Linked DNA regions of Mus musculus: region 1 is linked to region 2. Evidence: chromatin loops called from intact Hi-C (ENCODE). Cell type or tissue: left cerebral cortex. All regions are shown on one strand. Each heading gives the region's core, and the rest is flanking DNA. Links, peaks and the distances in the headings are about the cores only.

Region 1 (7,870 bases), core at 1,525-5,524, 270 kb before region 2:
CACTGAGAGGTAGCTTGAGAGCCACTGAAATAACATGTATGAGTTGGATATATTATAAATAGATGCACTTGGATATGTCTTTCTTTATGATTGCCTCTTATTCTCCTAACCCTTATGCTTAAAATCTGGATTATGTTATCTTTAATGGAAACTCCCAACTCTACTAGGCTTGATATTGTTATATTATTATTATTATTATTATTATTATTATTATTATTATTATTATTATTATTATTATTGTTATATCACTATTTCATTTGAGCCATGAATCCCACTTTGGCCTGAGTCAAGGTCCTTGAAGATTAGGGGGCTCCTCAGGCGGCTCAGAATGGTGGTGTGTATGCCTCTGAGTCTCTCTGTCCTCTCATAACTCAACAGCCCATTTGGCTGTTGTCTACCTGATCAGGGCTCCTGCCCTCCTAAGCCTGTTAACACAAGCACCTTCAAGTTCTCCAAGGGAAGGTATAATTATTGTAGGATTTAATAACTTTTAAAAGTTTTCCCCACAACATAGGCTGTTTTGAAGAAGAGTCAGTAGAGAAAACAAACAAACAAACAAACAAAAAAACTAAAGTTGTCCACTGACCTTTTGACACCTCTTGTGAACATGGTATAATTTATACCTCACATAATATTCTTTTACCAAAGAATCCTCTAATAAGGTCTGAGCTTAGCTACTTTGCAGTTTGTCACCAGAAGCAAATGATACAGATTTTGTGTGTTGTGTGTTTTCTTAATAAAATCCTATATCTATGTTTGTGCCTCCTTAGGTTAGTTTTCTATCAGTACAATAGCAAGTCACCACAAACTCTAAGACAGAAGATAACACACATTATCTATTTTCTCTCAGCTGTAGACTGGAGTCTGACCAATGGGTCTCATTGGGCTGGCAGAACCAGGTTCCTTTCTGAAAGCTTTAGTCTAGAAGACAATGTCTTCTTGCTTTTCCTGTGTCAGACATCATCTGCATGGCTAACTCCTAGAACTCTTTCCCCATGTTCAAAACCCACATGTCTATGTGACCTCCTTCATCATTGTCTTTTTTTAAATATGGCAGAGATCGATCTGGGTCTGCCTGAATAATCCAGGTGATTTTTGCTTGTATGTGACCAAGTATCCTAAGTCACATTTTCAAAGTCTCTTTGTCCTGTGTGGTGGTTTGAATGAAAGTGTCCCCATAAGTTCATAGGAAGGGGCGCTAATAGGAAGTAGGCATGGCCTTGTTGGAGGAAGTGTGTCACTGGATGGGGGAGGGAGGGAGGAGGAGAGTTGGCTTTGAGGTTTCAAAGCTCTAGACAGGCCCAGTGGCTCACTCTCTCTTCCTGCTGCATACTGATTCAGATGTAAAATTTTCAGTTCCCTCTCCAGCTTCACATCTGTCTGCAGGCCACCATGCTTCCCACCGTGATGAAATGGACTAAACTTCTGAACTGTAAGCCAGCCCCAATGAAATGCTTTCCTTTATAAGAGTTGCCATGGCCAAGATCCTAAGACAGCATGGAAGATGGCATAGTCAGATTCCAGGGGTGATGACATGGATATTTTAAGGCCCTTATTTTGTTTACCTACCTACCTTTCTCTAAAAGCTAATGTGAAATAAAACTGGATACCTATAAATTCTGTGCAGATATCTTTCTGCTTCTAGTTTCAATATATATGCATGTCTCTGTAAATAAAGAAAAAAGTCCTCATTTTACACTTCAAATAAAGAGAAAAAAATTTAATTTTGACTCTAAGGCGCTTCTCTTCCATCATTCTCATTTCTCCCTCCCTCCTTTCCTTTCTGCCTCTTAAAGAAAGAGAAGCGATGTGACTAGCCGGGTGTGTGGTTACCCAGTTTTTCTTCTTTTCTGCTGGTAACAAAGGTAAGCGACCTTTCCACTTCTACTTCTCTTGTACCCTAGTAGAGTTAGCATCCAGACCTGCCTGACTCAGGGGTGAATACAAGAACTCTCCAGTGAGCAGTTTCCTGCTGTGCATGAAACCTAAGTTAATCAGGTCTCTTCCTTGCAATGTTTTCTCTTCTCTATGAATCACAGCTGCCAGTCTCCACACTACAGCTTAGACTGAGATGGTCCTGAACCTGGGAATGGTAATCCCAATGGGTTGCCTAGCTCGTGTCAGGGTGGGCTTAGATCTTGTTTGACTTGCAGCCATGCAGATTTCTAGTCAATAAATCTATTGTTAACCTAACCTAGTTTAAGTATTGTTTCTTGCTCTGAATGGTGGTATACACTTTTAGTCCAAGCACTCAGGCAGGTGGATCTCTGACTTTGAGGCCAGAATTGTTTCTTGCAAATAAGAATGGTCTCAACTCATACCAGTTCTTCTCCTTCTCCCAACCATACCTGTTCCTAGGTTTCTCCATGATTTTGCTAATTCATCAAATTCTAATCTAAAATCAGGGATATCTGTTGTGGAAAGAAAGACCAAGAAATTGGCCTTTCTGACATTGCTTATGCTAATTCATGGGAACACACTGGAAATTTTCACTCCACATTATACTGTTTGTTTTTGGATTACACAATTCAGCTAATTAGAGAGGTTTACATACAGATGCTGGCAATCCTGTTAGTACAATGGCGGCACGATTGACATCTGAATACTTAATTTGTTTCTATGACCAAATTTCTGGAGTAAAAGTAAAATCTTTAAAATGAAATATTTTCATTTTTACTTTGCTTCTGGAACTAATGTATTCTCAACGAAATCTTCAAAGCCAATTTATTCTAAATTCAAATCACTCAGTGCATCGTAGTTTGCAAAGTTCAGTAGGCTGTATAAAAACATTCTAGCCACAGCTCCCCCACAATACTCTGATTCAAGCACATATACAGTTTCACTTTGTAATCTGTCTGCTCATGAGCATAGTTCTGAGACTCAGAAAACTGCTTATATTTTCCAGGTCTATGAGTAGAGGCCTGACATGTACTTCCAATGAGAGAAAAGTGCAGCTCTTTGGGGGAGGGGTTAGAAGAATGCCTTCTGGCTTCTAAGGCCAGTAGGCTTATAAGGTCGGTCAGCCTCTCTATTTATGTTAAGAATGCAGTCCAGCCAGTTTTTAAGCCAAGTTTACTGAGCAGTAGGTCTGCTCTGTCTTTGTGAAATCATCACAGCAGTGCTCCCTCTTGCTCTGGAAATATTAAAGCATAAAGCAAGTGTAGCAGGTTGCTAAGGAGCCCGCAGCATCACGTGTTGCAGAACTCAACTGAGGCTTCAACCCCTTTGCCAGACGGGACACACAGTTCACTTTTAATATAGAGAATCAGAACTGGAGTTCTCCAGTCCTTATAAGGGTGTCACTATGTCTCAACACAAATGTATTTTTATTAATCTTTATTAATTCAGTTTTGTTATTGCTTACGGTTTAAATTTTTTCCCCTGTTGCTGTGATAAAATACTCTGACAAAATCAACTTATGGGGGAAAAGGTTTATTCTGGATCACAGGTCCTTTCTGTCTGCCTTTATATGTCAAGTGCCTCAAAAGTGCCGTAGTCAGAATATGGAAAGTGCCCACAGGCACATGCATTTGAACACTTCTCTCTGATTGGTGCAGAAGGTTGAGAAGGCTGTGGAATACTTGGGATGTGGAGCTTTGCTGGAAGAAATGGGTCACAGGGGCTGGATCTTGAGGCTTGACAGCCCAGCCCTGCTTCTTATTTACTCTCTGCCTCCTGCATGCAGATGTGATGTGACCAGCATGCTCCCTGCTCTTACTGTCACACCTTCTCTGCTTGCTGGGCATTTGGACTGTGCCATAGCCCTTAATCAGGACTTGTCTGGATATTTTTCTATTCCTAAGTTAAAAGTACTTCTCTGGTAAGCAAGATGCTTCAGAATCGGAGAGAAAAAGTGAGATGCTTGTGCTATGAGAGAGTGGGAAGGTGTGATATGAAACTTGTATCGCTTGCCAAAGAGGAAACTGCCTGTCTTGGATGGTCTCCATTTCTGGCTCCTCCTCCTCCCTGCTATCTGTATTGCAGGGATCACAGCGAGCCAGTCTGGAGAATACTGATGAGGACAAAAGTCTTGAGGTAATGGAGCAAGAAGAAGGAAGCTGGGTCTCCAATGACCTCATGGAACTAAGTGTCTCACGAATCTAGACTTCTTGCTTTTCTTTTTGAGGGAAAATAAGCTTTTATCTTATTAAAGCCATTATTTTAGAGATTTTTTTCCATAACAGCATAGATTCTTCTTTAACTAATGTAATGATGAAAGCACTCTTCCTCTGTCTGAGCATGAGAGTTCATGGGGGAGAACTGAGAGGCTGGGAGCATGGAACCAGCTGAGTACAGCAGACTTCCTTTCCAGGGCTGCCCTTAACTAGGGCTGAGGATAACTCTAGGCTTCCAGGGAAAAGTTCTTGACTATTACATGGTACTAGCTAGTTTAGTTCTGAGGTTAGATGAGTTGTTATTTTAAGATGATGGAAAAATTAGCTTAGTTGTGAATGTTACACAAATGACAGGAAGGAACCAGACTAATAATATTTCAAAGGGCTGGGGGGGGGCTACAATTATTTGATAAAAGTTATACTTTATTCAGTTTCTTTAAAAAATGCAATGGTTACTTATAAACTTGGAAACAATATGACTGAAAAGTAATAAATATTGAAGGGAATGTAAATTAAACAAATTACAAGATTAACTAAACTGAGAGCTAATTACTCCGAACTAGTCACAAGATAAAAGTTACAATGAAATAATAATAGAAATTAAAGCGTACGGATAACGACATGTAAGATTAAATTATAAAAGTAGCAACTACTACAGCTTTGCTTTAGTGGGTTGGATAAAGCTTGAACAAATGACTTCAGAAAATGTAATTCTCCACCATCAATTCAGAAGATACAAAAAATCAGAAAGAGCATTCAAATTCCAGCAAATGACAATAGTCCCTGTCTCTTAAGTTCTCATGGGTATATGTTATGGAGCCTTTAAGGAAAGGATAATTCTACTTATAAAACATGTCTACATAACAATAAAAGAAGCTGCATTTCTCAGTTCCTTTTACAAGTTCAGGATTTCAGATATATGACACAGTTATTACAGGAAAGGAAAACCAAAAGCTGCTTTCATTTATGGCCCTGGTTATGAAGATTCTAAACACAATGTTTACAAACTACATCTCAACAGGATGAAAAATGTGGTGGATGCCTCAGGTATGCAGGAGCCCGCTCAGTCTAGGGAATGACAGAATTACATTACAGACTACAGGACCTTAAATGTAATACAGGGACCCCTGGGTCTGGTTCTGTTACTACCGAGGCACGGTCACACATGTACTGGCTCGAAAGAACAAGTCTTCTAGCTCTGAAGGGTAGAAATCATGCTGTCTCATTATGCAGAGCTCAAGGCATGGTCAGGGTACTGGAAGCTTCAGGGGAGAAGCTTGTTCCTTCCAGCTTTGGAAGCTGCTGGTTGTCCTTGAATGGGGCCCCATGTTTTGCCTTCAAAACTAACGCTGCAGCATCCTTCTGCTGCCTCTCTCTGCCTCTGACCCTTGCTTCCCTTCCACAAGGAAGCATGCAGTTTCATTGGCCCAACTAGATAATTCATAATATTCTCCACACTTAGAAACATTAATCACTCCTGAAAGTCCCTTTGTTACCTAAGACATATGCTCAGGCTCTTGAGATGAGGATACAGCTGTCTTGGGAGCTGTTATTTAGCCCAGTGTACTTTTGACAGTTACGCTAGGACTGGAGAGATGGTTCAGCAAAGGCTCTGGCACACAAACCTGACAACATGAGTTTCATTGCCACAAATCATGTAAAGGAGAGAACTGGGTCTGATTCCCTCTTGTCGTCTGAAACCCCCAGTAGTAATTGTAATATAATTTTAATAAAAAATTAGTCTGAGCTTAAAGTTTTACATCATACTGTCAGAAAAAAAAATGAAACAGAACCAAAATGGATTAAAGACTTAACGATAAGATATGAAACTGCAGCTGGGAAGTGGTGTAGGCCTTCAATCCGAACACTTGGGAGGCAGAGGCAGGTGGATCTCTAAGTTCGAGGCCAGCCTGATCTACAGAGAAAGAAAAATCTCTATATGAAACTGCAAGTTACTAGAAAGATTATATAATCAAGGCAAGCTGTCTTATACTGTTACATCATATGATAATTTTTTCTCTCTCTTGATGACACAGATAGAGGCCAAAATAGACCAGATTTAAAAGAGATAAAGGCAGGTTTATTAGGAGGCAGCTCTCCTGTGTTCGCCGATCTCACAGGTAGAGAGGTCAGTGAAGTCACACTTCCAGGATAAAGCAAGGGGGTTTAGTGGGTCCTGGGCACGGGGTGATGATGTATGACCTAGGTGCTAGGATTGTCTCCATCCATAGTAAAAAACTGAGCCCCTGGGCAGGCACTCTTGGGTGAGTTTCCAGAAACAAGAAGACAGGAGTGATAAACATGATAGCCTGGAGTTTTCTTCAAGCAGGGAGTTTTCTCTGTGTGAGTGGGGTTGGGGGAAGGAGGACAGACAGGGTTTCCCAACTTGTGCAGGGGACGGGCAGGAGTTCCAGCCTAACAACATGGGTTTATTAAATTGATCTGTAATATTAGTCTGGGCAATAAGTTTTTGGTATAATACCAAAGAACAAGAAAAGTCAACAATAAAAATGAAAGGAAACAAATAGGATTTCATTATATTCAAAATCTGCATAGAGCTGGAGACTTGGCTCAGTGGTTAAGAGCACTGACTGCTCTTCCAGAGGTCATGAGTTCAATTCTCAGCAACCACATGGTGGCTCACAAACATTTGAAATGAGATTTGATGCTTTCTTCTGGTGTGTCTGAAGAGAGCGATGGTGTACTCATATACATAAAATAAATAAATAAAAGAAAAAAAAAAGAAAAAAATCTTCTGCATAGTGAAAGAAACCATCAAAAGAGTGAGGAAGCAACCTAAGGAATAGGGGAAATATTTGCAAATCACACCACTGATTGTCCAAAATATGTGATGAACTCAAACAAATAAATAGCAAGACAATAGCCCTGTTTGAAAATGGGAGAAGATCTAAGTAGCCATTAACCAAGAAAGACCCACCCATGGCCAACAGGCATGTGAAGAAACATCAACATCACTAACCATCAGGAAAATTGGTACATAAAGTGAGAGCTGTCATTTCATATCTCTTAGGGTGGCTTTGTCAAAAGGACATACGATAATACATATTGATAAGCATGGGGAGAAATAGATACTCGGGCCTCAGCCTCAGCAGCAGCGGTCGCCATCTGGGTTCCGGGACTCCGCGGGACCTAGGAAATTAGTCTGAACAGGTTAGAGGGTGCACCAGAGAACCGGACAGCTTCTGGGACGGGCGGAAGCACAGAGCCGCTGAGGCAGCAGCCTGGGCGGGCCGCAGATAACCGGCCACCATCCGGACCAGAGGACAGGTGTCCGCCTGGCTTGGGAGGCGACCTCAGCCTCAGCAGCAGCGGTCGCCATCTTGGTTCCGGGACTCAGCAGAATTTAGGAAATTAGTCTGAACAGGTTAGAGGGTGCGCCAGAGAAACGGACAGCTTCTGGGACGGGCAGAAGCACAGAGCCGCTGAGGCAGCAGCCTGGGCGGGCCACAGACAACCGGCCACCATCCGGACCAGAGGACAGGTGTCCGTCTGGCTCGGGAGACGGCCTCGGCCTCAGGAGCAGCGGTCACCATCTTGGTTCCAGGACTCCCTGGAACTTAGGATTTTAGTCTGCACAGGTGAGAGTCTGCACCACAGAAGCTGACAGCTTCTGGGAACTGCCAAAGCAACACAGCTTCTGAGAGAGGCCCTGTTTTGGGCCTTCTTCTTCGACCAGGAGGAGGTCCAAAAACAAGATATCTGCGCACCTTCCCTGTAAGAGAGCTTGCCAGCAG
Region 2 (7,870 bases), core at 1,671-5,670:
TTCAGTCCTGGCCTGCTTCTTTCTTCACATCTCTCTCATCATCCCCCTTAGCATCTTCCTGAGTTTTCAGCTGCTTTCTGCTAATTTAGTTCTGTCTCCCTGACTAGTCCATCTCAGCTCTCTCAAATCTTTCCCCAATTCTCCTTTTATTCTCTCGATGTCTACCAGAATCCCATTTCCTGCCCCCAGCTCATTGGCCATCAGCTTTTCTATTGGCAGACAGTGCTTATTCTCTCTATACCCGAATCTCGATAGGAGAAGAAATAGAACAGATATTAAGGGCAGATTGGAACCAGGTGGGGTTGGGTGCAGGTGGCTGGGGATCAGGTGGCAGGGTGTGGGGTGGAGGGAGAGAATTTGAAGAGAGATGACTGGGATTGGGGAGGGGCTTTGTGGGGATGGTGTGAACATGAGTGCAGTGAAACTTCCTAGACTATGAAGATGATCCTAATGAGTACTCCTGGAAATGGGCAGTGTGGAATCTCAACTGACCACCTTTTACAGCCAGGCAAAGCTTTCGTTGGTGGGATCAGAGTGCATGCAATTAAGCTATTGGCTAAGGGGTTCCCATGGAAATCACCAAACATCCCGAGCTATTGCTAAGACAAAAGGCTGCTTTCCACCAAGTGACAGCAGGGCCCCATTGCTGAGGACAACACCCACACAACTCATTGAACATGGAAAAGTCAAGCTGGTGTATATCTGGAACCCTCACTTGTATGCTCTAGTCTCTTTAGCATGGAAGAGTGCTCTGCAGGCTACTGAAAGAGAAATATGAACACCAATCCAGCCACAGAACTCCTGACCTATAATCTGTCCTGCCTAGTAGCCTATCAATGTGTGATCTGATCTGTGACCCACTTCACGAAAAGGAACCCATGCCCAACACAGTTCAAGTGACCAAGAACCAAAAACTAGATAGTGAAGAGATCTGGGGTAAATTAAAATATTACTGGAAAAAATCAATAAAATGATTTCTAATGATATACTTGTAGATAAATGTCTTACCCAGTCATCATCAGAGAGGCTTCATCTGACAGCATATGGGAATGAATGCAGAGAGCCACAGCCAGACATTATGCAGAGAGAGTGTCTACGTTGGAGGTCTCCATCAAATCCCTTCCCTCAGAGGCAGAGAACATGGAGGACACCAGGAGAAAAGGCCCTTGGAATGAACCAAGTAAGGCACACATGAGCTCACAGAGACTGAAGCAGCAAGCATAGGGCCTGCAATAGGTCTTTTGCATGTATACTATAGCTATTAACTTAGTATTTTTATGGGACATGTTACTGTGATAATGAGTGAGTCTCTGACTCTGGTACCTGCTCTTGGGACTCTTTTCCTTCTGTTGGGTTGCTGTGTCCAAGTTTGATATGGTAGTTTTTTCTTCATCTTATTGTATTTTATTTTGTAATGTTTGGTGGTTGTCTCTTAGAAGTCTATCTTTCCTAATGAAAGACAGAAAGGGAGTGGATACAGTGGGGAAGAGCTGAGAGGAGTAGAGAGAGGGTAAACTATAATCAGGATATGATTAAAGGTATGAGTAAAGAATTTCTTTTCCATACAAGAGAAAAAAAATGGGCAAAACCAAAGACTTGCTTTGCTGAGTATCATAAACATGAATGGATAATTATGGTTAAGGACAAAGTCCCATACCACACATTTCAGAAGAAATTTTGAATGGCAAAAAATTGTTAGAGTAGAGATGCTCACAGATGGCCTCTCTAAAGATAATGAATATATGTATGGAAAGTGAGCAAACTACCTTATTGCATAGGAGGTGTGATACCAGACTCATGGCCGCTGGCTTGATTTTATTGCTTTAGAGAGCATGCTAACTCTTGGGAGTCACCTTTAACTTTTGACTCTATAAAGGTATATCAAAAGGAAATGAGAAACTATTCTGTCCTTCCCTGGCAAATGGAGTTTCATTTCAGCAGCAGAAGTGGCTGAAACTCCAGGGCTGTGAAAGCAGAGGTTGAATGAATTTAAGCCACAGAAGCACTGGCATCTTCCAGACCTAAGCAGGGGAAGTAACAGCAAATAACCAAAATAGGTACATAGCAGGCTGATGGAAATCTCTATAATGCTGTGTGGTACACAGGTCTGATAGAGCACTCCCCTCCTTTTATTTTAAACTTTCCAGTTGAGTTACATATATATGCCACATCCTTCTGTGAAGGAGATTGGTCAGAATGACCTGTGTCTGAATTTTAATCACACTGGGGCTTTTGAGGGGCGCCTTACTTTGAGTGTTCCTGTCCAGTCAGTAACTCTGCTTGACAACTCTATTTTAGAGGGAACAATTTTCTGATTCTGATGCTTCTATGGCAGCATCTAACCTCATTGTCTAAGAGCTCCATCTTCCTTTTGCACTATTTTTTTTTCCTCTGAGGCCAGGGAACAGATGCATAAGTCCTAGTGAGGTGAAGCTCTGGAGCTCCGGTTTCATTGTCTTCCATTCTGTGTATTTTTCTGGGCTGAACTTCTGCCAGCAGATGATCTGCACCATTTTTTCCAGTAGATTGCATGAAGATGGCTGGCAACTGCATGTTACAGGTGCATAGCCAACACCTCAAGAGTGACAGGGTCTAATGGACAAGTTGGTCCTCAAAATCCCACTTTTCCCCCTTCAGTTCACCTATGATGACATAATGGCTGAGCAGAACAGAAATGAATTGGAGAGAAAGCAAGGGAGGACTTTGGGGACTAGGGTGAGAGGAAGGCAACCCAGCTTCTAACCCACAGGGTTTTGAGTCAGTCTCTAAGCACTTGTTGGAGCCATGGTGTATTCAATACTACTCCAAGCTCTGGGAGTGTAGAGGCTAAAGAAAGTATCTGAAAACCAAACTAAGCAAACATCTAACCAAACCAAACCAAACTAACCAACCCAACCAAACAAATCCAACCAAGCAACTAGCCAACCCAAACCAATCAATCAACTAAACCAGTCAACTAGCCAACCAAACCAACCAATCAATCAACCAACCAATGAACTAACCAACTAACAAACTAATCAAATGAACTAACCAACCAAACCAGACAACCGACCAACAGAACTAATTCAACCAACCTATCAGCCAACTAACCAACCCAACCAACTAAACTAACCCACTAGCCAAACAAACTAATCATTCAAGCTAGCTAACTGACCAAAGGAATCAATCCTAACAACTTACCAACCAGCCAAACCAAGCAACCAACCAAACCAATCAACTAACCAAACTAACCATCCAAACCAGCTAACCAACCAACTTAACCAACTCAACCAACCTATCAAACAAGCAACCTAACCAATCCACCCACCCACTCAATTACCCACCCACTAACCAACTCAGCCACCAACCAACCCAAACCAACCAACCAACCAACCAACCAACCAACCCAATCAACCAACGGAACCAACCAAAGACACCCTCACACCACCACTAGCACCCCGCCCCCACACACATAAATTTAAACCATCAAACTCCCTGCCCTCATCAACAAAGATAATATCTAGTAGCAAATACTTGGGAAGTAAATGGATGTCTCGATTCAGGCAGTGACAGCAGGGGTGACAGCTGGGGGCAGACACAGCTTCCCATTTTGTAATACTGTAATACTGTTAAGCACTGCCTTAACCCAAATTGATTTCACTGACTTTAAGATTCCAGGCTCTTTGTGTGACAAATGTCACACTTGTGTACACGCGTTTTTACTTTATTTAGAGTGCCAGTTTAAAGGGTTGCAAGGAAGAAAAAGGACTAGTGTGCCTTTGTGGGTAAGCTCTGAGAAGAATTACCTCTGAGCAGAGTGGACAAAACCTCTCTAGGAAAGCCGCCAGGTGGCACCTGTAAGGCGCAGATGGAGAGAGTCATTTGCCCCACCCCCACAGGCCGGACTATCCAGACTACCCCTCACCCCTCGGGTTTGTTCGCGAGGAAGTGGGGGAGTTTCAGTCTCTTTCCAGACAGCGTGATTACACACCAAAATTTTCTGACACCTCAAACACACCGAGGGCGGATTGTCTCCACACAACCAGGCTGTCAAAGGCATGAGCCTGGTGGTTGGGAACACTTAGGCACTCTGCAAGGTGGGGAGTGGCTGTGGGCTGCCCCTGTGCCCAGGTCTGCTCAGTCTGGGTCTAGGGGAAAACACTGGCAAGGGAGAAGCAGTTCTCAGGACCGTGACACGCAGAAGTCACCAGAACGTGGGACAGCGCTTCACACTCCTCTAACGCCCAATCCTCCTCCCAGGGACAGTCAGTGGGGACTAGTCTGAGCTACCTTCTCACATCCTTTTACATTTCCGCCTTCTGCAGTCTCTTCTCCTGTCCGGGTCGCATTGTGATTGCCTTGCCCCCCCCCCCCCCCGCCCCGCGCGCTTCGCCCCTGTGATCCCGCACCCCAGGATTGGCAGCTGACCCCAGAGACAGCAGAGTCTGAGTGGTGGGTGTCAGTAAACAGAAGCAGCGTGTTGTGGTCATTTCGAGCTGTGCGGTCGGGCCACCAACTCCATCTGTGGCAGGGAGGCGAGCTGCACCAGTTGCGAGACTGCTGCTGTTCCTCTTTGGTGGCTGGTTGGTGACATTGGGAGGAGACCGCTCCGAGGGAGTGAGCCTAAGACGAGGAGGAAGAGAGGCAGGGCGTTGGGGGTGGGGACGTGGCGACAGTGCCAGGGGGCGTGTGAGCTGCGGGCGAGGAGCAACTTCTCCCGGGCGCGCGCTGCGGGGCGGCGGGCGGAGCGTGAGCTGCCAGCCCAGAGCAGGGAGCGGGGAGCGGGGAGGCTCGGCCCGCGCCCTGCACGCTACCATCCTCCGGGTTCCCAGCCCCGGGTGCTGAGCTCGCCGCTATAAATAGCAGGTTACAGCTTCTGCTTGGGCGCACACGCTTTCACTGGAGAACGCAGGAAAGTCATCCTGAAAAGTGTCTGCCGCTGCTATCGCCCCCTACTCAGCCTCTGCAAGAGGTAACATCCTGCCTGGGATCCTGGGGCTCGGGAGGGAATTTTGCAGGGTGCGGAGGGTGAGGATGGGTGAATCCATAGGCTGTAGTCGTGCGCATCGGACAGTTCAGGGTGGTGGTGGTGGGGAGTACGTCCTGCCTGAGAGACAGCTGGTGTGTTTCTTATCAAGTTTCCCAGCTTGCAGCCAAGATCGTCCCTTCAGCCTTGCTTCCCAGGGACCCTGGCTGCTGGTGGTACCCCTGTGACCCTGATTACTGTCTAGTGGAGCTCGCTTGGTCTGGGGTGAACACCACACACACACACACACACACACACACACACACACACACACACGCACACACATATGAGTTCCAACTCCCAGGTGACACTGAGTTCTGGCCCAGCTTATGGTCCCTTTGAGCTGTTCTTAAAAGGTGCTGCAGCGACCTGGAGTGCTTAGGGACTGCTTCTCAACCCTAGTCCCAGTCACTGGCTGTCTCCTGCTTCAGAGGAAGTGGTCCTGGTCCTTAGAACAAGGAAGGCATGCTGGGGTTGCAGTTGCCTAAAGAGCTCTCTTTTCATGGCTATCTCCAGCCCCACCTTCAGCAACTCCTGCCCTCTCCGTCCCCCCAACACCACCCCCCCAAGTCAGGCCTGTTACCCCTAGGCTACCTTCATGTTCTACCTACCCCAAAGAGAAGTCAAGAAAGAGTTAGAAAATCAGGGCTTCAAAGTAAGAGTGGGTGATGAGAGGCTCCTCTGGAGTCTCAAATTTGCACTACAGCCTACTTGAGCTTATCTGGCCCCTCTAGCAGGACAAGGGTCCTGAGCAAACCCAGGAGCCTGCTGCTAGTATGGACTTTCAGGCTTGCAACTGGCTAGCTCTAGGTGATGCGAGAACCAGAGGCACCGGTGTTTGCCCCTCTCCACCTTTGATTTTGCTTCCCTCAGGGGAGGTGGTTTCTGCCCCAGAGGACACCCAGAGGTTTCTGTTTGGAGACAGAAGCTTTATAGGTAGGGATGTGCATATTGATGAGATAGTTGCAGCCACACAAAACTTATTGGAAAAACCCCAGAGGAGAGAGAGGCAGCAGTGCTGTTAGGGGACCGAGGTTTGTTAAGGGAAAGGATGCTCAGTTGATTATGTGGTTCCTGCAGCGTCAACTTACCAGGGAAACCCTGCGGGACATTCAGTCACGCTGGTCTAAATGATGTAGAATGTCTTCTTTGTTCATCTTACTTTATGTTTTTCTTTCTCCTGATTCTGGCTTCCTTGCTCTTTCCAAAATGACATTTGAGGTCATTATGTGGGTATTACATTTTGCTTACATTTCCCTTCAGTCTGAAAGAAGTTATTTATAAAGGTGTAGCTCTATAAAATACATGAAAGAGCAGAAGACAGGGATGAGTTCATCTCTCCTATGATGGGCACTAGGTGGCCCCTTTTATAGGTGTACATCTACATTTAGAGGACTTGTTCGCACAGAAATTTTCTTAGTGAGTTCTGGAATCAGAATGTTATCAATCTGACTTGGTTCAGAGACTCAGCAAGAGAGTGGCTGCCTGATGCTGTGTTAAAGGTAGAGTTAGGAGAGGTTTGGACAAGTGGGTACTGTCAGCTTACTCGGTGTGGGAGGAAATACATTAGCTCATGTTCTTTGGGATATACTCCAGGGAAACATTGACATGAAATCACAGTAATTGATCAGTGCCTCTGGGCTCAGCACATGGGCCTTAAACTCAAACCTGTAGGAGTTGCACTAAGTTAAAATGCTTCTGCAGAAAAATAAAGGAGAGAAAGAAAGAAAGAAGGAAATAAAGGAAGGAAGGAAAAAGGGGGCGTTTTATGAGAGTCCTGTGTATGTGAGAGAATATGTGTCTCTGAGCCTTGTGTATGTTTTGTGGGTTTTTTTTGGGGGGGGGCTCTTTTTCTTCTTCTATTTTTGGTTTTTGTCTTGTCCTATTTTATTTTATTATTTTTCTTTAGATGCCTGTTTTCTAATGAGAGACAGAAGGGGTGTGGATTCAGGTGGGAGGAGGTGGGGGGATATCTTAGGAGTTGAGGAAGGCAAAATGCAATCAGAATACTATGTATGAAAAAACTATTTTCATTAAAAGAAAAAATAGAAAATATAGAATGTTTTTTTTTCTGTGAGTTTCTTTCAATAGTGACTTAAGAGATTGTCCTTGAAAGGTTATGAAACGTGATTGTGATGAGGCTACAAGCTCTGTGTCATTGGGAAACATTTTCTGATTGGTTTTTATCATTCTAAATTGTATTCTCACGGATGAGGTAAACCGGTATTTATTTGTGATAAACTGATGGCCAATAGGGTGTTTGATACGGGGCTCTGTTCTGACAAAGTGAGAACAGCTTGATAAACTGAGTCTTGACCCTCAAAACATATAAAGAATCATCAGTGTTCTGGGCAGAAGGTACTCTTAGAATATTGGCCTCAGCTCCACTCTGAGGATGCAAGTCAATCGAATGACTTTAAATCTTACAAGATTCTTCTGTCAAAATACTATCTGGCCCTAGTACTGTAGACAGGTCAGCCAGCTTTGGTTAGAAGATGATGCAATCACACTTTAGTTTTCTGAAATGCAAAGTGAAATTAAACGCTGGAGAAGCCAGCTATTTGTTCTACAGCATGCAAATGTAAAGTTTCTGATTTCTCTTCTGAAACCTTGCACTGCCTTCTAGTTCCTAGTCAGGCTGGTCCCCACATGGGCAGTGGGTAACATCCAAGGCCTTCAGGCAAAATCCTAGAAGGCATCCATGAAAGACAGGAATACCTGCCAACCCATCTTATCTCTTAGCAACCAAGTAGACATCAGTCTCAGGTAAGCATCCAGCATCTGAAAACACAAAGTCCAAACAGGAGAAAGTTGTAATTAGTAAGGAAAATGCTTACTGAGTATCTGCCATGTTTGCTTTTTCCA

The links. Peaks named below come from ENCODE experiments on the same cell type or tissue, not always from the same donor. Only the 100,000 strongest peaks of a DNase experiment are listed, where the experiment ranks them.
Region 1: it touches region 2 in a loop (2.5-fold over the local background); 7 of 42 quality-filtered maps call a loop at or near these places.

What each region holds. Positions count from the first base shown.
Region 1 is chr8:81,065,692-81,073,561 of GRCm38, forward strand. No RefSeq gene overlaps it. Among named protein-coding and RNA genes, the nearest start is that of Gm9725, 37 kb to the left of the region's middle. In left cerebral cortex, for the core only: no CTCF peak of the experiment used is centred there; a DNase peak (open chromatin) is centred at 3,918.
Region 2 is chr8:81,337,847-81,345,716 of GRCm38, forward strand. Gm51582 reads right to left here and starts at 4,807. Exons shown (of 2, transcript XM_030243908.1): 1 at 4,408-4,807. The coding sequence starts at 4,796. It overlaps Inpp4b (inositol polyphosphate-4-phosphatase, type II), which reads left to right and starts at 4,716. Exons shown (of 25, transcript NM_001024617.3): 1 at 4,716-4,951. In left cerebral cortex, for the core only: a CTCF peak has its summit at 3,814 (motif pointing right); DNase peaks (open chromatin) are centred at 3,941 and 4,677; H3K4me3 peaks cover 1,453 bases; H3K27ac peaks cover 912 bases.